Regions from separate parts of the Mus musculus genome. Here all the other regions are linked to region 1. The links are chromatin loops, found by intact Hi-C in ENCODE. Cell type or tissue: left cerebral cortex. All regions are shown on one strand. Region 1 holds the start of Uqcrc1 (ubiquinol-cytochrome c reductase core protein 1). Region 2 has its middle 15 kb from the start of Gm24259. Region 3 holds the start of Pfkfb4 (6-phosphofructo-2-kinase/fructose-2,6-biphosphatase 4). Region 4 holds the start of Trex1 (three prime repair exonuclease 1).

Region 1 (5,000 bases):
CTGGCCAATTTGCAATTTTAAATAAAGTATTTGTGTTTCTGTGTACCAGCGTACACAGGTACCCAGAGAAGCCAGAAGAAAGTGTCAGATCTCCTGGAGCTGGAGTTACAGGTGGTTAGAAGTTGCCCAATAAAGGTGCTGGGAACTGAAATCTGGTCCTGTGCAAGAGCGGCCAGCCCTCCTAACCAAAGAGCATCCAATTCACTGTAATCTTCAAAGGTACTCTTTGTCTTCCTTCAGTGCTATAAAGCTCATGGCTTTCCACTCAGTAGGCAAAGGCTCCACCCAAGTTACATTTCCCAGTCTTTCAGAGGCATTTCTTTCGTGTGTGCAAGTGCCACACATACATGCGTGTGCACACTCCACCACACAAATATCTGCGGAGGGCAGAGGAAACTGGGTGCTTTTTCTGATTACTCTAAATCTTTTGTTTTTTGTTTTAAGAATCCTTACTTCTGAGCTAGGCATTGGAGGCTCATGCCTTTCTTCCCAGCACTTGGGGAGCAGAGGCAGATGGATCTCCGAGTTCGAGGCCTGCCTGCTCTACAGAGTGAGCTCCAGGACAGCCAGGACGACACAGAGAAACCCTATCTTAAAAAAGAAAAAAAAAAAAAAAAAAAAGGAGAAAAAAAATTTTTATTTTTACGTATGTGTACGTGGGATGGTGAGACTGTGTAGGGTTAGGAACCGCTCTTCCACAGGACCCAGGTTCAATTCCCAGCACCCTCACGGTGGCTCACAACCACCTGTAACTCCAGTTCTGTTTTTTTTTTTTTAGATTTGTTTATTTATTTATTTATTTATTATATGTAAGTACACTGTAGCTGTCTTCAGACGCACCAGAAGAGGGCATCAGATCTCATTACGGGTGGTTGTGAGCCACCATGTGGTTGCTGGGATTTGAACTCCGGACCTTCGGAAGAGCAGTCGGGTGCTCTTACCCACTGAGCCATCTCACCAGCCCTCTGGGGGTTCTAATATCCTTTTCCAACCTCCAAGGGCATTATGTACAGACATGGTGCACATACACACATGTAAGCCACTCGTGTAGGTAAAAGTAAGACCGGCTTAGACACACTAGTCTCCACCCCTCAGAGTATTGGTGTTAGACCTAAATCACAACACTGAGGACTCCAAATTCAGATACCCATGTTTGAGTACCAAGCTCTTTACCCACTGGGCCATCTTCCCCGTCCTTCAGAGGCATTTCTTGAAGTGTATTCCTGGCTACGTCTACAAATTACATAGCCTAGGTGGTGAGTCTAACAGACCTGGATGTCTTTCTGTAAATAACCTAAAGTCTGTGAAATCTCATTCTTTTTCGTGGCAAGAGAATAATCTCTTCTCTCGGGGAGGTAGAACGAAAAGCTGGAGGAGAGAATTCGGCCCCGTCTTTGGCAAGCACCATAATGTTGGCTGCCGGGTTAAGGCAGGGTTGAAGTCAGGTACAGGGATAAGCCCCGGCAGTAAGCCAGTCTCCACCCAAAACATGTAAGACTGGAGCCCAAGGTCACATCCCAACCTGGGACAACACGGCGGGCCTCACCTAGAGGACTGGCGCACACTTACCGTGCAGGTAGCATGCGAGGACTGCTCCGAGGCCACACGCAGCCCGTTGTCCAAGATGCTGACCTGGGTCTCCGGCACGCTCTGGAGGGCCTGGGCGAAGGTTGCGGTACCCCGCAAGGCAGGTAACCTCAGCAGGGCCGGCTAAAGGGAGAAGGCGACCATTGCAAGAACTGCTCGCCAAGCCTCTGGGACCTCGGCTCTCAAACCCAAGCCAGAGCAGATAACCATCCCCGCCCTCCGCCATGACCTTCCCACGGCCCTGACCCCCGCGACCTCCCCACTCCGACCCGCCACTGCTGAGACAGCCTGCTCCTCATCTGTGTACGAAAGCCCTGGGCCCTGCAGCCCAACGTCTCACTGCCACCTCACCGAGCGGCGGGTGCGAAGTAGCACTTGCGTCCCGGAGCAGGCCGCTCGGCAGACTGCGGACGCCGCCATCTTCTAACTTCCGTCAGTGTAGAGCCGCGCTGCGCATGCGCAGAGCGGAGTCTGAGGCGCAAGCGCTGTAAGGAAGACTTGGTGCTCAGTCGCCCCCTGTTGGGCAGCAAGTACGTTAGCAAGAATTGATCGCATGTAGTCATTTGGTCCGTGTGCCTCTAGGATCTTCGGGACATTTATCAACCTGCGAGGGAGGGGCCCTTCATCTGGTCCCATCTGAGACAGGTTCTATTCATCACCTTCTTCCACCTGAGGGAGGCGGTATGCAACTGTGGGAGATGCATTGTACGCCAGCAGCAGCTCTGAAACCTGGAGGGCAGTGGCTAGGCACAATTGAGCCCAAGGGCTAAAGCACTTGCCTGTCTGTGCAAGAAGGTGTCCACTAAAGTTAGTTTAAAAGAATAAAATATGCTTAAATGGTTGACTTGAAAGACGTTTAATAATATATTGCCAAATATATAGCACTTGGGAAATGGAGACACAGAAGAATCAGGAGTTCAAGGACATCCTCCTCTCTTGTGTAAGGAGTTCAAAACTACCCTGGGTTGTGTAAGACAGTGTCTCCAAAACGTAAGAAAAAAAACGTGTGTATGAAAAGAGGAACAATGTAGAGGTAATTTGTGGAATAGGGCTCCTTGTTTGGAATAAAATAACTAAGCAAAAAAGTTTTTTCTATTTTGTGATTATTTCAAAACTTTTTGTTTACTTTTTTTCTTAATTTTTTATTATTTAAATGCATTTTATACATCAAACATATTAATAATGTTGAGTACTTTGAGAATCAAATAATCCATAAATTTTTTTCAACTTTTATATTCATATCCTTTCATACCCTAAAATATCATTAATGAATATTTAATACTATCCATAACTGAGGATCCTATATCTAATGTTGAATACTAAATTGTTTCAAAACATGCAAAATATTCTTTGGGAGTTAAGCATAGTAAAAGAGCATAAAATATTAAAAATTAATCATTAAGAAATATATTCATGAGTTCGAGGCCAGCCTGGTCTACAAAGTGAGTTCCAGGACAGCCAGGGCTACACAGAGAAACCCTGTTTCAACAAAACAAAACAATAAAAAATGAGTTACAGGGACAAAGTTTGGAGTAGAGACTAAAGGAATGACCATCCAGAGACTGCCCCACCTGGGGATCCATCCCATAAACAACCACCAAACCCAGACACGATTGCGGATGCCAACAAGAGCTTGCTGGCAGGAGCCTGATAACGCTGTCTCCTGAAAGGCTCTCCCAGTGCTTGACAAATACAGAAGTGGATGCTCACAGCCATCTATTGGATGCGAAGCACAGGGTCCCCAATGAAGGAGCTGGAGAAAGGACCCAAGGAGCTGAAGGGGTTTGCAGCCCCATAGGAGAAACAATTATATGAACTAGCCAGTACTCCCCAGAGCTTCCTGGGACTAAATCACCAATCAAAGAAACCACATGGTGGGACTCATGGCTCTAGCTGCATATATAGCAGAGAATGGCCTAGTCGGACATCAATGGGAGGAGAGGCCCTTGGTCCTGTGACGGTTCTATGCCCCAGTATAGGGGAATGCCAGGGCCAGGAAGCAGGAGTGGGTGGGTTGAGAAGCAGGGGGAGCGGGGAGTGGATAGGGGGTTTTCAGACGGGAAACTAGGAAAGGGTATAATATTTGAAGTGTAAATAAAGAAAATATCTAATAAAAATAAAAACATATATATGTGTGTGTGTGTGTGTATGTGTGTTCAAAAGCCCTTATATGATACCACCTGACATAGTGAGAGAGTATTTAAAATGCATTATATATCTGTGTACATTGTCTAACAACCAGTTTACTTAAAAAAAATTATCAGTGTTTGTAGGAGAGAAATTATTTTACCATTAAGTATATTTTAAAATTTTCAAAATGGCAAAAACTCTTTGAAGTTAAACATTAAGAAAATGCTAATTTCAAGCACAGTGAGAAAAATTATCAATAATAAAAAAAAAACTATCTGAAATCAGATAAAAGATCCTTTGTGTGTATTGATTAACATTTTGTGGACCAAAAGTACGATTTAGAGAGGAAAATAAAGTGAAATAAAATCTTCTTTGCTGCTGGATAAGGTAGTAAGCGCCTTTAATCCCAGTGCTCAGGAGGCAGAGGTAACTAAGCCTTGTGCAGCATTCCAGGCTAGCCTGGTCTGCACAGTGAGCCAGGGATCTATAGTGAAGGCCTGTCGCAGGCACACAAAGGAAAAAACAAAAAACAAACCTAACTTACCTGCTTCCTTTTCTTGGAGAGACTGGGTCATGTGTAGCCCAAGCTGGCCTCAAATTCACTTTGAAGCCTTGGATAACCTGAACTTCTGATCCTTCTACCTCCCCCTCCCAGGTAATAGGATCATAGGTAAGGACCACCAGCTGCTTTCTGTGGTGCTGAGCAGTAAAACCAGGTTCTCACAAACACTAGGCAAATGCTACCAACTTAGTCACACTGTTAGCTCTCTTTCAGCTTTCTGAAAACATGATTTTTAGTTTAAGATTATTTTTATCTATTACTTGTGTGTGCGCACATGATATATGCATGTGTGGGGGATGTCCCCACATGTGTTCAAAGTTCAAAGAACAACACTGGGGTCTCTGTTCTCTCCTTCCACCTTTGCATAGATTCCAGGCGTCAAATTCGGGTCACCTGGTTTGTACAGAAAGCGCCTTTGCTACGGAGCCATTTTTAGAGCAGCTTTATTCTTAAGGAACTGTGAGCAGATGGTATAGACGTTCCTCATGCTCTTCGAGAGCATTAGCAAGCCGCTCCCTTTACCGACATCGTACCTTCGTACAGCTCACCTATTACTATTAGCAGGCCATTATTAGTTAGTTATTAACTAAAGTCCATAGTTTGCACGGATTTCCTTGAGTTGTTGTTGTTGTTGTTGTTTTAACCTAGTGTCCTTTTTCTAACTCAGGACAGTACATTACATTTGCCTGTCTTAGGCTTCACTGGTTTGTAATTCAGTGTG
Region 2 (5,000 bases), 180 kb after region 1:
AGAAGGGAAGAGGGGGAAAGGGGGAGGGGGAGTGGGAGTAGGAGAGGGAGGGGGGAGGGGGAGAGAGAGATTGTAGTGCCATGCCTTTAACCTTTAACTCCAGCACTCAGGAGACAGAGGCAGGTGGAGGTGGATCTCTGTGAGTTTGGGGACAGCCAGCCTGGTCTACATAGTGAGTTCCAAACCAGGCAGAGTTGCATAGCCAAGTCTCCATCTCAACAGGAGGCGGTGGGGGGGGGGTGGGAGGAAGAAGAAAAGAAGAGCAGATGGAGGAGGATGAGTTAGAAGGGAGCAGCAGGCTCAGAAGGCCATGGTTGGACAATTGTGATTTCAAGGCCACCCCCAGGGTGACATGGCATCCCATTCAAAAAGATATGTAGATACAAACGATAGTTGTATAGACACTGATAGCCTGCACCACTCACCCTACCCAGTGACCTGAAGAATGACTAAAACTGGGGCTAGGAGCCAGAATGAAGGCCAAGAGTGAGAGAGCAGTGGGGTTAATGGGACCACTGTGGACTGCGGCTGCTGTTGACAGAGAGTAGGGGACAGAACCGAGGAGCACCTATGTCTAAGATGGCCCTGCAGCCTGGTGGCGATAAAACTCCAAGCCATCCCTGTTCTTGGGGAAGGAGAAGGGAGATCCCAGACCCCTGCGGCTTCTGTCTATTGCAGCTGCTCAAGAGGAGAGTGATCGGGATGGGGAAGGAAACCGGAGAGATGCGCATCGCTCAGCTGGCACACACACTGGTTGTCACTAAAAGTCTTTGGGGAGGCATGGATAGGGTGTGGAAAGAGTGAGAGGTGACAGGGGTAATGGCGTGGCACTCACAAGCAAGTCTCCAGGATGGTGTCAAGAAGGAGGCCGAGTCTTGGAGCAGGAGCTATAGGATCGTTAGCAGATACAGAGGATTCTGACACTGGCAGCACATGGCTTGGTTTCTGCCCCTGCAAACATGATAAGGTCATTAGCGGCATCATGGTAGGGGTACAAGATGTTACGCGTGGCCTTCAGGACCCTGGAGAAGGATGGCTAGCAGATACTGAAGGAGATCTTCAGAGTCTGGTGAGATCAAATCTGGTCTCTGGGCTGGTGTGTTAGGCTGCTGCTCTCTGCCCTTTTCTGGCTGTATCTGGGGACTTAAGAAGCACCCCTCTTTGCTAGTATCTGAGCCTGGAAGGAGGTAATATTGACTTGGGACCTGTCATTTATCAGAATCCCCTTCCCTTTATGCTCCTAAATTTGTGCCTTTCCTCCCAGTCCTCATGGTGTAAAGTCTGCCCTGGGTCTCTGGTACCTGGCATCAGACACACAACTCAAGGCTAGAGACACAGTGTCCTCACTGGGGCTGGAAGTGATATTCGTGTCTCCTCTGAGCCCATCCCTCTCCACAGCTACAGATCATGGGTCATTCAGGAAGGGAGCTGGCTGCTGTAAATCATCGCTAGGATATTCTCCCAGAACAAAACAGGAAAATTACCAAGAAAAGTGTTCCACAGGGCCAGGGTGGAGGCGGTTCCCAGCACATCTTAGACATGCACACTGTGTCCCCAATGTCCCCAATGTCCCCAGTGCTTCCAGGCAGCACACAGCCCTGAGGGGCCAGCTGAAAGATTCCCATTGTGCTGGATGGATGCCCAGTCTGTGAGCCCCAATTCCACCCACACTCTCAATGCGCCCCTGCCTTCACACTGTGTGCCAGGCCTTTGCGTTGTTGTTTTTTTAAATACATTTTTAAGGTTTTAAATTTTGTATAGGAATGGATGGGAGAGATATATGAGTTAATGACACACACACACACACACACACACACACACACAGAGGGATGGGGAGTGAAGGTCGGAGGACAATTTGCAGGAATAAATTCTTGCAGAGAACTAAATTCAGCTTGTTAGGTTTGACAACCTTTACCCATTGAGTTCTCTTGCTGACCCTGAGCCTGGCCTTCTATTTAGTAAAACTAGCTTGTTTGGTTAACTATTAGAAGGTCCACTCTGTATCAGGCAGTGGGGGCTGGTTTTGCTATGATCCAGAACATTCCAGTCTTGAGCAGAGCACAAGGAGCAAACAAACCAGCCCCTGGACCCTAACTAACCTTTACTAAAGTCACCAGCTGATAGGGCAAGGGTCTAGGCAAAGCTAGGGCAGGCCGGGTGTGGTGGCACACGCCTTTAATCCCAGCACTTGGGAGGCAGAGGCAGGCGGATTTCTGAGTTCGAGGCCAGCCTGGTCTACAAAGTGAGTTCCAGGACAGCCAGGGCTACAGAGAAACCCTGTCTCGAAAACCAAAACCAAAACCAAACCAAAACAAAACAAAACAAGCTAGGGCAGAACGGATAGCTACCCTCTGGTAAGTATGTGGTTTCCCAGAGGGGCAATCTGAGGCCCAGATCAGAATTCCCTTTTGTCCTTTGGGCAGCGTCCGCCAGGAGCTTGGGATGGTGACCTAAACGCCAAGGTCTGAGGGACACGTTTTCCCACTGTGCTCTGCTCGAGGCTGTGGTTGCCTGGGGAACTGTCTCTCATTTGGGATCTGAGCTGAGATTTGGAGGCTGATGGAGACTTGAGACTTGGATGAGATTGAGTTTCTCACTTGGGATTGGCTGCAGTTCTAGGATAGAAGGCCAAGAGCCCAAAGGGAGTCAGGGATAGCCTGCCCCCTGCTGACCGAAGTGGAAAACTGCAGAGCTGCAGCTCAAGGTCACACAAAATGGACACCCACAAGAAAACTTGATTCTTGGCCACCTGTCTGAACAGAAAGCAACTTCGGCCAAAAGCGCATCTCTGGCCAACCGTTGTCAAGTTTTGAAAGTACAACAACGTAAAAACAGAATTCTAGGCCTTTAGGCCCAGGCTTGGGAATGTGGCCTTTGTAAAGGTATGCTAATCATAAAAGAGATAGCGACCCACCCGCTTCCTGGGTTCAAAGAGTGCTCATTCAAAGAAAGTCACCCAGAACCTGCAATGCAAATGTGCTATTGTTAGGGGCTCTTAGAAGCTGTCTTGAGAGTTAACAATTACCAGGTATTCCTTGTGACTCTTGTAACTTTACACTTCCTTGTGACTCTTAACTGGTATCTTTGGTATCTTCCAACAACGCCCTCCCCACTTCCTTGAGTTTCGGTTTCTTCCTTTAAATACCCCCTTACCCAGCTACTCGGGGCGCCACGGTCCTCTACCCCTGCGTGGTGTATGACCATGGGCCCGAGAGCGCTCTTGAATAAAAATCCTCTTGCAATTTGCAGCAAGACCCGTTTCTTGTGGGTGATTTTGGGGTGTCGCCTCTCCTGAGTCAGAACGTGGGGGAGTCCTCACGTTGTGGGTCTTTCAGTTTCAAGTGATGTGAAACGAGGACGAGAATTCCTGAGGAGTCTGTGTCTCTTACCAATCCAGTCTTCTCTTTTGCTTCTTCTGAGAGGCATCACATGAAAGGAGGGAGAAGGAGGAGGCGCTGTGTGCCTAAGTGTTTAAACCACTTAAGAGGCAAAAGGCCTGCGATAGTGCCATGGCTTTAATCCCAGCACAGAGGCAGGCAGATCTTTGAGTTCAGGGCCAGCCTGCTCTACAGAGTAAGTTTTAGGACAACTAGGGCTACACACACACACACACACACACACACACACACACACACACACACACACAAGACCTTCTCAAAAAAACTCAAAACCTTAAAAAGGGTGGGGGGGGGGAGCTAGCTAGCTTCATAGCCTAAGACAGTAGACACCTTAAAGTGGAAGCCATGGCTGCCGTCCACAGGAGTCCAAAAATACAAGCAATGAACTCCATCAGCAATGGTAAAAGGCTCTAGGACCCCCTGGTGGACCACAGTACTATTACTGTTGAAACCCTTGGCTTAAAGTGTCAAGGACACTCACAATTGGCCATCAGGATCTGTCCAATAAAGCCACGAACAACATCACATCTAACATATGACATTTCAATTCAGAACTTGGCAATTGTCATCCAAATTCAGGATTAGATATCCTTTATGTTCCTAACACTCGGATCCACACTTTCAAAACCAGTAAGGAAGCTGTGTGCCATCTGCCATAATCTGTAACGAGGCAAACCTGTCTTTACAGATAACAGATACAGCAAAACTTTCCATTTACCTCTGGACGCAGGGAGCGAGCAGCTCATGCCTAGATCCCAGGAGGCTGAGGCAGGACTGTTACAAGTTTAGGCCCAGCAGGGGCTACAGCCTAAGGCCCCTTCTCGAAAATCAAGGGAACAAACAACAAAAACCCCACCAACTCCAAAGGACCAAAATTACACTTGTCATGATGCCTTGCGAAATAGCCCCTATTTCCTTCTGTGTTATAACAAGCATCTATCTATCATCTATCTATCTATCTATCTATCTATCTATCTATCTATCTATCTATCTATCTATTTATTTGAGTTTTTCAAGACAGGGTTTCTCTGTGTAGCCCTGGCTGTCCTGGAACAAGTGCTGAGATTAAAGGCACTAATTTTATTGTTATAAGATTTTATTGTCATTAAGATTCCTGAGTAAGTCAAATTTGACAGAATAAATGTTTAGCCTCTTGGTTCATTATACACAAAAAGCAATCTTCATGTAACATGCCCTCTTCAGGACTAAGACCTTGGACATGATACTGAGACACAGACACCACCCCACCCCCAACCACAGAAAAGAAAACATTCAGTTTTTAAAGACTTGAGGCATGGCCAATTTGGCTTTTAGAGGACCAGCTATCAGATTCTTGGGACCTAGGTAGGTAATTCATGTCCCTATCACTTGGCACATTTCTATAGTCAGGCATCTCTATCTAGTGAGGGTACCATCCAGTGAGCTTCCTTTGCTCTCTAGGAAAGACAAAGGACAGTGGGCTACCATGCTTACGTGTTCAGCTATAGTAACACAAAGGAGTGACATCCCGGCAGACAGGAGATGGTTTCTATCACTGGTATCTTTTGGGAAGGGGTACGCTAGGTCCCCTTGATCTTACCTACAGCAATATGCCATGCTGTT
Region 3 (5,000 bases), 53 kb before region 1:
CATCAGGGTTCACCTTCTCTCTCTCCTTTAGGACCCCGGTCTTACCACCACGCTGGCTGGCGTGCAGAGCGGGCCTGCCATTGCTGTACGGCATCCAGATCTTCTTCAGGGGATTCTGGGTCAGTTCCCGTGGAGACGCCATCCCTGGGCTGGGATGAATCGGACTGCGCTGCTACTCACCCAGCAACCGGGCCACCTCGGGCCACCCGAGGTCCCGCCCCTCCGGCCCCGCCCACCCTCTAGCGGCTCCAACTCTTGTCAATCTTCTCGCAGGCCCGCCCCAGAACTAATAGGCTCCACCCAAACTAAAGAGGCACTGGCCTACGACTACGCATGCCCAATTTTACTATAGCTTCTTTTGGACTAAGCACGCCCCATCCGTCAAACCAGAGTTGATAACGCGCATGCTCAATACTAGCTACCTTTGACACCCGGATTATGCAGACCCCGCCCCGGATGTGAAGTTTACTGTACTCAACCAGATTGTTCTTATATGCATAGGCCCCACTCATGGTCCCGCCCAGGGTGCTGCAGCCCTGCCCCAAAGCTTGTGTGGCCTCTTACTCCCTTGAGAAATGTGACCTCACAGTCGCCTACTGAGAAGGGTACGGAGAAGCTGAGCAGGCCTGCGTGATCCTCAGAGCCGGATAGTCTGGACCAGCGTGGCACTTGTCCCTGAATGGCTCTAATGACTGACTTGCTGCCCTGGAAGTCAACCACCGCTGCGCCCTCCTGGACCTTCTTCGTTCCTCCTCGGTTGCTTTTAGCCTTGAAACTTCCCGGGTCCACAAGAACAACTTGTTCAACCACACAGAAAAAGTTCCCTTCTCTTAGGGACATAAACACAGAATACATCTCAAAATCGACCATGTTTTGGCCTGGCTGCTGGGGAATTTAGGCTAAATCTCTGAAATATATGAACAAGCTGTTTGGGGTCTCACTAAGCAGTATTCTGATTTTCTTCCCAGGATTTATATTTTACCAATTATAATTTTATTGCTGTTTGGTTTTTCTTTCTTTTGGGGGGGAGAAGAAGGGCTGGTTTCATGTTGCCAGGCTGTCCTGGAACTTAATGTGTAGCTGAGGATAACCTTGAACTTCTGCTCATCTTGCTTTCACCTTCCAAGCTCCAGTGTTTCCACAGAGTTTATGCAGGGAATCGAACCTAGAGAACCTAAGGCTTTGTGTATGCTAAGTAAGCTAACCCCAGCCCCAATTAGTGTTTTAATAATGAATTTTTTTTTTAACGAGCTTCTGTCTCTTCATCAGGAAAATGAGATGCAGACGTCATCAATTTTACAAGACTGTGGTACAGATTAAATGTGTCAGCCTCAGAAATCTGTTTAAAAACATGTGGGCGTTCTCATTCATTATATTACCTCCCTCTCTGCCTTTGAAAATGTACTGGGACAAGGGCCCAGGGCCAGGGCTGGCAGCTCAGGCTTAAGGGCTAAAGTGGTACCATATGAACGAATTCTCCAGCTGGGCGACCCCCAGTGAACATGACCCCTTAGAGGCCAGTGAGGGGTGGTGTTCGGAAGTCACTCTTCTGCGTTTGACCCCCACCAGTCTCCAGAAAGCTCAGGCCTCTTCTTTCTGCTCAGCCCCGCCTCTCCAAACTGTATATTTTCTGTGCAGGCCCCAGCAACAGGGTTTGAATCTCGATCTCACTACCCTCTAGTGATGCCCTCCACCAAACCCCTGGCAGGTTTCCTGCCTCACATATGCCCAGCCAGAAGCTAGGGACATGAAAAACAAGGCTGACCCCGTTCACAATTGGCCCACATCCCTTCCTTTCACGTCTCTGCTTTGGGTCAGTTCATCAAGTCTCAAACCAACTCTCCAGAGTTTGGCATAGACAGAAGGACTGTGACCAAGATATCTTAACCACTGCACCAGGAAATAAAATTCAGAAGCCCATTTGGGGCCTCCCTGGTACCAGCTCTGGCCGGCTATTTTGGGAACTACCCTGCTCTGGGCAGAGATTCATTTCCTCTTACCTCCTTGCCAGTTGCAGAATCCTCCCTCCATTCCCAGAGGGAAATGAGCAGCTTGGAGCACACCCACAGGGTTCCTCTTGTGAACTCCTTTTCTGAAGCTACTCCTTCTGTCCCTGCCTATGTCCTGGCCATGGCCTAGGTCATCTTGGGACCACAGTCAGCCATAGAAACCTCATGGTCAGTCCTCATAAGGCTGCCACCTTAGATACACATGGGTACCCAGCACCCCATCAGTGTCTCATCCTCTTCCCCAGAACTCCCGGCTGTTACTCAAGAGCTGGTAGCCAGGGCAGAGCCATCTCCACACCCAGTCTGAACCTGGTTTCAGGAAATGTAGCTCTCTACCTCCCACTCCTCTGAGCTCACCCCCAGCCGACCCAGACACACCCTCTCAAGTCCATCTATCCACAGACCATAGGTCAACATCAGTTCCGAGGGCCCACTTCCCGGCTCCCTTCCCATGACCTCATTTCTTCTTCGGTAAGGAACAGAGAATGGGACCAGGGAGGAGTCAAGATAACAGAGCCAGCCCACAGGCTCATCTCCCAGCCTTCAGAGCTTCGCCTGCCACATCTCAATTTTCTGTCTCATGTTCAGAGAGCTCATGGCTTCTCCCTCTTGAGAGCATCTCAAAGTGTACCAATTACCCTTGTCCCATGCACAGGCGGTGTTGGGATGCTAGTGTTTACTCAGATATGAACTTGGCTAGCTCAGACCTTCTCTGCCATGAACTGGTCCGGCCCTGACTGGCTCTCTGGGTATGTATTGACCACTGGACCTCTTAGTAGGAGACATATGATCAAAGTCCTCCACCCTCAGTCCTCAAGGGTCAAACCCTTCCCACTCTGTATCTTCTGCCTAGTCCTGACTGTACTACTAAGCCACCATTTACAACACAAAGACCCAGGGGCCTTAGCCCTGCCACACAAATGCTCGTGAACATGCTCACACACAGAAACGCAGATATTGATTAGTCCTGGACCCAGGCATATGCACATGAACACAATGCTGTCCAGGGTCTGCTGGCCTCTCCTTCTCTTCCTCTTCATTCCCTGACCAGACGCTGCTTCGCTGGGTGGAGGCAGTTCCCAGGAAGACCAGCTTCCTGTGGCTATTTCCAAGAGCTGTCCCCAGCACCCTCTGGGCCCAGGGTTCACAGTGAGGGGCTCTGGTTTAGGGGTAGGCAGCTGTGTGAGTGGCAGCCTGGGAACCCTGATCCAGCCTGGCACAGAGCACACAGTAAATGCTCCAAGTGATTCAAAGCTAGCAAAGGTGCATAGAAACAGCTCAGAGAGAGGCTTATGAGAAAGAAAATGGACACAGTAGGTGTGTAAAGAAGCTCAAGACCAGCAGAGAACACACAGTGGGTGCCCTAGAAATATAGGCTTAAAGGCCAAGGCAGATCTATATAAAACAAAAACAAAAGCAAAAAACTTCCCAAACTGGGTGACCATGATGAACAAGACCCCTCAGAGACCAGCAAGGGACATAGTGGGGATTGCCTCAGGCAGCTCCAGCTGGCTGGCTCTCTTCCTTGGCTAAAGGAAGACACTATTTATAGACATCCCACCTTGGTAGGCCCCTATTCCCTACAAGGTCCTAGTTTTCCCTCCCCTTCAGGTCACTGATAGATTGATGCCCTCTCAGAGTATTCTGAGAGACCCCCAACACCCTTATGCTCTGTCCAACACCATCTTTACTACACCCAAGTCAGTCTTTCCCCAATTCCCACCCTCCCCATGCTACCCAATGCCTACCCTGGCCGTGGCTCTCCCGCCAAGGGTCGGTTGGAGAGGTGCCTCCTAATGTCCATCTGTCCATCCTGCAACCGAACTAGCCAGGGCCGCCGCCCCCTCCCTCGGTCCCCGCCCCCCAACGGGGCTGAGGAAGGGTAAGGAAATCCCGCCCCTGCACCCCTCCACCCCACAACGCTGGCTCAGAAAACCGGCCCCGCCCCTGCCTCTCCAACAGTCCTAGACCCGCCCTCCCAGGGCTGCTTTGCTCTGTGAGGTTGCCAGGCCCCCCCATCCAGGCAAGCAGCTGCACTCTGCACTCCCAGGCCATTAGCCCAGTAGTGCTTTTGCCAGTCAGAGCAGCCCATACCTCTCAGGGTCCAGTCCGGTCTTTTCTTCTTCTTCTTGAGTTGTCTACACCACTGGGAGTCCCTGCCTCAACCACAGGCCAATAGGCTCACACTCCCCAGAAAGTGAGTTTCAGCACCAGCCCAACACTGCGATGGAGAAGCCTACTCTTTCCACAGTGAGCAGGTCAGAGGGGAGGGCGGGAAGGTGAGTGGAAGGGCAAGGAAGCCAGGTGTGACTCAGCCCTCATGTGTCACTGCCTGGGTGATTCGGGTGCACCCTACCCTTCAGTCACCTGACATTTATTGAGTACCTCTGCAGCCACAACTTTCATGTACATGGTATCACTCAGTGCTCCAAGATGCTTGGTGGCATCACTCTGCTTAGGACAATTCATCAAGGAAAGCAAAGAGTTGGCTTGGGTTGGGGTCCTCAGGAGTCTCCACTCCCTCCATCCCGAGCCATGGATGCCTGCGCACCTAGCAGGCTGCTGAGGCGTGGCTAGTCAGTGCTTCCCTGTGTGCTATGTGTAGATTTGGGAGTCAAACACCCTCTTCTTCCATCCCCCTCCCCCACAGCTATCAGAGATTTATAGCAGGCAGAGACTCAGCATGCACACACACACACACACACACACACACACACACACACACACACACACTAGCAAAACCACCAGGGTCAGGTTTCCCACATTCTCGTGTAGTCACCTATGCCAGTGCCTGGAGACATTTCTGAGAACCACATCTAAGAAGGATGCTACCTCACAGAGCACAAAACAAGCACGTCATCATATGTGATGACGCATGCTTGTAACACGAACACCCAGGAGTCTGATGCAGAAGGATTGCTATTAGCAAGTTCTAGGACATGCAAGGATCCCATTGTGAGACTCTCTCTCTCTCTCTCTTTTTTAAATTTA
Region 4 (5,000 bases), 120 kb before region 1:
TGTTTTCCAGCAAGTGGAGAAAACCGCTTCCTTTGCCTTGCTCTATGACCTTGTGAGACAGCTGTAGCCATGCACACGCTTGTTTCTGTTAGAGCCCTAGCCAGGGCTCTGCTATTAGTTGAGGAATATTTCTCGTGCTGAAGGTATGCACCAGTGTCACTGTGTGATGGCAGACATAGGAAGGAACCCCATCCAGGGAGTCCCATCCCATTTACTTGATAAAGGTCCACATAAGGGCCTGGGTTTGGGTTTTTTTTTTTTGTTTGTTTTGTTTTGTTTTTTGTTTTTTTTAGGGCAAAAGAGGGGTTTTGATATGGTAGTGCGACTTACTTGGTTGCATATAGGCCGGGTTCATCTCCAGCTCTGTGTGGTAGGTCCTGCCTCTGCTGAGATTATATATATGTACCACAAAACACACACGCCACACCATACTCACCCCGATTAAGGCCTGCCATGTTTAAGTCACAGCATTCTTTTTTTTTTTTTTTTAATTTATTTATTTATTATATGTAAATACACTGTAGCTATCTTCAGACACTCCAGAAGAGGGAGTCAGATCTCATTACAGATGGTTGTGAGCCACCATGTGGTTGCTGGGATTTGAACTCTGGACCTTTGGAAGAGCAGTCGGGTGCTCTTACCCACTGAGCCATCTCTCCAGCCCAAGTCACAGCATTCTTATACTAAAGTTTAGACCTGTTTATTTGTGACAGGCTTGAAGCCAGTAGACTAGAGTCAGGCCAGCAGCTTTGGAAGCCATGGCTCACTACAGTAAGTGTCCTTTTGGAGAGTGTCATAACTGTGCTCATTCTTTAGGTTCTCCTGTGTGTTCCCGGTGTTGCCACAGTGCCTCGGCTCAGCGCTGCCGCTGCCCTGTGTGCTCCTGGCTGTTGAGCTGCTCTCTGTGCTGCTGGACCATGACAGCCTAGCATGGCAGCTATGCTCCCACCCAGGTAAAGCAGGGCAGGACAGTCTCAACTGTCCTATAGTGGGGAGGGAGGGCCTGGGGGCAGTACAGGTTCAGAGCCCCTCAAGGGCTTCTGTACTTGTACCCCAGACTACAATGAAAAGGGGGTCCCATAAGCTGGGCGTGGTGGCGCACTCCTTTAATCCCAGCACTCAGGAGGCAGAGGCAGGTGGATTTCTGAGTTCAAGGCCAGCCTGGTCTACAGAGTGAGTTCCAGGACAGCCAGGGCTATAAAGAGAAACCCTGTCTCGAAAAACCAAAAATTTAAAAAAGAAAAGAAAAGGGGGTCCCTGAGTGAGGCCTGCATCCTTTTCAGAAGGCTGCCTTCTCCTGAGGCTGTACATGTACATCACATCAAGGCCTGACAGAACGGCCTCAGAGACACAGTGGCTTCAGCTGGAACAAGAGGTAAGACTCAGACACTGCTCACCCTTCACTCCCACCCCCCGAGAGCCCAGAGTCTCCTTCCCTTGTGGGAAAGTGGGAGCTACAATTCCTTTTTTGCCAGTTTGTCAAACAGCAACGGGTAAAATGTAGGGGTTCCTCACAGGGATTCAATACAAGCACATCCTGGGTTATAGTGGTGCTCAGCAGAGCTGCCTGGGCTTTGGGGGCCCCGATCCTGGTCCTGGAAGCAGTAAGCTGTTGGTGAGATTCAAGTCTGAAAGCCTGAGACTACCACTACTTGTACCCCACTTGTGCAGGCAAGCAGTTGTAGACGTAGCTAGAGCACCTTAGAAATGCCCGCCAAAGCCCTGTGACAACCGTCTGTTCTACATGGGATGGGTACTATCTCTTCTTGTTCCAGGTAGTATGGCTCTTGGCCAAGCTGAGTGTACAGAGCCCTGCCCCCGCTGGCATTGGTTCTGACTGTCACTGCAATGTAGAGGTGAGTGGCCAGAGACCAGCATCATGGATGCTCAGTTAGTTAAGAGCAATCCTGTTGATCTTGAAGTGGTGAGGTGAGTAAGTCTCTGGACCTCAGGCTGTGCCCTCTCACCCTAGGCAGTCAGAGCGCTCACTGTGATGTTGCACAGGCAATGGCTGACGGTGCGGCGGGCAGGAGGTCCAAGGACCCACCAGCAGAAGCAGACGATACGCTGTCTGCGGGACACTGTGCTGCTGCTGCATAGCCTATCTCAGAAGGACAAGCTCTTCACTGTGCACTGTGTCGAGGTCCTGCATCAGTACGACCAGGTGATGCCAGGGGTCAGCATGCTGATTCGAGCCCTTCCTGATGTGACTGACTGTGAAGGTAAGCTAGCACGACACTGTCCTAGCCTTCGTGTGCCTCTGTCAGACTCCTTTCCATGAGTCTCCCCTTGCCTCCAGAGCCATTCCTGGCACATGGGTATTACCTTCCTGCTCTGGGTCTTTGAGTATGACAGGTTCCCATTTGATGGTGTCTATTGAATTGGCCTCGCTGAGCCATGGTTTTCCACAAAGATCTGTCCGAATTGCCTTTGTGTCACTTTTGCTCACAGTCGCTGAGGGAGCAAAGCCTGTGCATAGAAGGGACTGGTTGGTTCCTGTGACGCTAGGGAGCATGGGGGCCTCCAAGCCCCCACGCTGTCGAGTTAACCTCAGACCCCTCTTCCTTTTGGCTCAGAGGCTGCCCTGGATGACCTCTGTGCTGCGGAGACTGATTTGGAAGACTCTGAGATGGACTGTAACTGAGGGCCTGAGCATCCAGCCACAAGGTGGCGCCAGCTCCCACCGCCGTCTTTGCCATATCCACTGATTAAAACTGCACTTCCTGCTGAGAACACAAGCTTTGTTTCCTGAGTCCGATTTGTGTGGCTGAGAGGGAGGGACAGGGCAGACCAAGAATTGATGAGATGACTCCTGCTGGAGTTGAGATGGCCCCCATGGTAACTGATCTGCCCTGAGGAAAAACCCTGCCCCTCTTCGGGAATTACCCTGAGTCATAGCTTTGGGCGGGGGCCGTGGTGGGGGCAGGGGTACGTTTGTGGCCAAGGAGGCAGCCCTTTTTAGGAAGGCCTGGATCAAGGACTGGGGGAAAGACAAGAAAAGGCAGAGGCTCACGGGCACATTTGAATCCTAGAGACAACCCAGTTTGAGTTGTCAGTGTTGGGGCAGTAGTCCATTTTACCAGCCAGCAGGATCACAGATATGGATCTAGGAAGGCCTTTGGGGTGCTTGGGGAGGGAGGGAGGAGCGTCAGCACGAGGGCCAGGCCTGGCAGGCTAACAGCAGGGCGGGCCCTGTTCAGGAGGCAGGCCTATGGGTGGACCCAGGCAGTTTTACTTCCTCAGCCACACTGCTGCCAGCAGCAGACCCAGCGGAGTGCCTTGCTGCCTGCTTCTCGGTAAGTGTGGAGTAAGGGTATGGGGTAAGGCAGAAGAGAATAGGGTTCCCTCACCCTGAAGGTAGTCAGCACTAGGGGAAGGGCCTCCCTCAAAAGGCAAATAAGTAGTGGATCCATCCCACTAGAACAACCCTGCCCTCCAGCTTCTAGTGGCCCTGGATAGTACCTGCTGAAGGGAAGGGCTGAGCTGCCTTTCTGCACCCCACCTCAGCCCACTTGAGACCTTCCTGCTGCTACTCATTACCCCATCTCCTCCCCAGGTTCAGCATGGGCTCACAGACCCTGCCCCATGGTCACATGCAGACCCTCATCTTCTTAGACCTGGAAGCCACTGGCCTGCCTTCGTCTCGGCCCGAAGTCACAGAGCTGTGCCTGCTGGCTGTCCACAGACGTGCTCTGGAGAACACTTCCATTTCTCAGGGACATCCACCTCCAGTGCCCAGACCGCCCCGTGTGGTGGACAAGCTCTCTCTGTGCATTGCTCCAGGGAAAGCCTGTAGCCCTGGGGCCAGTGAGATCACAGGTCTGAGCAAAGCTGAGCTGGAAGTACAGGGGCGTCAACGCTTCGATGACAACCTGGCCATCCTGCTCCGAGCCTTCCTGCAGCGCCAGCCACAGCCTTGCTGCCTTGTGGCACACAACGGTGACCGCTATGACTTTCCTCTGCTCCAGACAGAGCTTGCTAGGCTGAGCACTCCCAGTCCCCTAGATGGTACCTTCTGTGTGGACAGCATCGCTGCCCTAAAGGCCTTGGAACAAGCTAGCAGCCCCTCAGGGAATGGTTCGAGGAAAAGCTACAGCCTGGGCAGCATCTACACCCGCCTGTACTGGCAAGCACCGACAGACTCACATACTGCTGAAGGTGATGTTCTAACCCTGCTCAGCATCTGTCAGTGGAAGCCACAGGCCCTACTGCAGTGGGTGGACGAACATGCCCGGCCCTTTAGCACCGTCAAGCCCATGTACGGCACTCCGGCTACCACTGGAACAACCAACCTAAGGCCACATGCTGCCACAGCTACTACACCCCTGGCCACAGCCAATGGAAGTCCCAGCAATGGCAGGAGCAGGCGACCTAAGAGTCCTCCTCCAGAGAAGGTCCCAGAAGCCCCATCACAGGAGGGGCTGCTGGCCCCACTGAGCCTGCTGACCCTCCTGACCTTGGCAATAGCCACTCTGTATGGACTCTTCCTGGCCTCACCTGGGCAGTAAGTCAAGAGGGGAAATATGATGAATAAAGACTTCCATAGCACTGACTGCTTGCCGCCTCTGCTTCTCAGCCTGGGCCTCTGGCCATGCTCAGGCCCTAGGGATGAGGTACAGTCCCTCTCTCCTGCTCTCTTAGCAGGACAATCAAACCTGTTAGGCTAATTAACAGAGGGAAGAAACAAGTTCAAGAAGTAGACAGAAATAGTTTTTGGTGTAGAGCCAAGGCCAGCTGCCTAGGCGCTGAAGAAAGGGGAAGCGGGTCCAATGTTGCATTTATTAGAAATGAGGGTGCGGAGTCTGAATGCTCAGAAACACCAATCAACACAAAGCTAAAACAGCCAGTGAAACAGGAACCAACAGGGAATATGGAGGTATTCACATCTGGGCCGGAGATACCACCTAGGCCCTCCACCCCACCTTTGGTCCAGATAACCCATTGGCCTTGGTGTCCCTGCTACTGGGACAAACTGGACTGTGGTACAGGAGTCAGGTATT

Evidence for each region. Hi-C counts contacts between places; a loop is a spot of excess contacts. Peaks named below come from ENCODE experiments on the same cell type or tissue, not always from the same donor. Only the 100,000 strongest peaks of a DNase experiment are listed, where the experiment ranks them.
Region 2: a loop joins it to region 1, with 3 times the contacts of the local background. A loop is called at or near these places in 7 of 42 quality-filtered maps.
Region 3: it touches region 1 in a loop (4-fold over the local background); 7 of 42 quality-filtered maps call a loop at or near these places.
Region 4: a loop joins it to region 1, with 4 times the contacts of the local background. A loop is called at or near these places in 6 of 42 quality-filtered maps.

What each region holds. Positions count from the first base shown.
Region 1 is chr9:108,933,726-108,938,725 of GRCm38, reverse strand. Uqcrc1 (ubiquinol-cytochrome c reductase core protein 1) reads right to left here and starts at 2,078. Exons shown (of 13, transcript NM_025407.2): 1 at 1,939-2,078; 2 at 1,570-1,710. The coding sequence starts at 2,007. In left cerebral cortex, a CTCF peak has its summit at 2,110 (motif pointing left); DNase peaks (open chromatin) are centred at 1,569, 2,056 and 4,594; H3K4me3 peaks cover 1,229 bases; H3K27ac peaks cover 835 bases.
Region 2 is chr9:108,751,152-108,756,151 of GRCm38, reverse strand. No RefSeq gene overlaps it. Among named protein-coding and RNA genes, the nearest start is that of Gm24259, 15 kb to the right of the region's middle. In left cerebral cortex, a CTCF peak has its summit at 2,671 (motif pointing left); DNase peaks (open chromatin) are centred at 1,600, 2,614 and 3,381; H3K27ac peaks cover 281 bases.
Region 3 is chr9:108,987,158-108,992,157 of GRCm38, reverse strand. Ucn2 (urocortin 2) reads right to left here. Exons shown (of 1, transcript NM_145077.1): 1 at 4,994-5,000. Pfkfb4 (6-phosphofructo-2-kinase/fructose-2,6-biphosphatase 4) reads right to left here and starts at 256. Exons shown (of 14, transcript NM_173019.5): 1 at 46-256. The coding sequence starts at 142. In left cerebral cortex, no CTCF peak of the experiment used is centred here; DNase peaks (open chromatin) are centred at 398, 1,422 and 1,973; H3K4me3 peaks cover 907 bases; H3K27ac peaks cover 2,202 bases.
Region 4 is chr9:109,057,485-109,062,484 of GRCm38, reverse strand. Shisa5 (shisa family member 5) reads right to left here. Exons shown (of 6, transcript NM_025858.3): 6 at 4,693-5,000. It overlaps Trex1 (three prime repair exonuclease 1), which reads left to right and starts at 3,234. Exons shown (of 2, transcript NM_001012236.1): 1 at 3,234-3,296; 2 at 3,557-4,553. The coding sequence starts at 3,564. The coding sequence ends at 4,508. It overlaps Atrip (ATR interacting protein), which reads left to right. Exons shown (of 13, transcript NM_172774.3): 9 at 817-953; 10 at 1,284-1,375; 11 at 1,776-1,856; 12 at 1,973-2,222; 13 at 2,577-2,738. The coding sequence ends at 2,644. Atrip-trex1 (Atrip-Trex1 readthrough) reads left to right here. Exons shown (of 14, transcript NR_153412.1): 9 at 817-953; 10 at 1,284-1,375; 11 at 1,776-1,856; 12 at 1,973-2,222; 13 at 2,577-3,296; 14 at 3,557-4,552. In left cerebral cortex, CTCF peaks have their summits at 2,456 and 2,658 (motif pointing right); DNase peaks (open chromatin) are centred at 2,693, 3,180, 3,839, 4,759 and 1 more place; H3K4me3 peaks cover 1,041 bases; H3K27ac peaks cover 2,699 bases.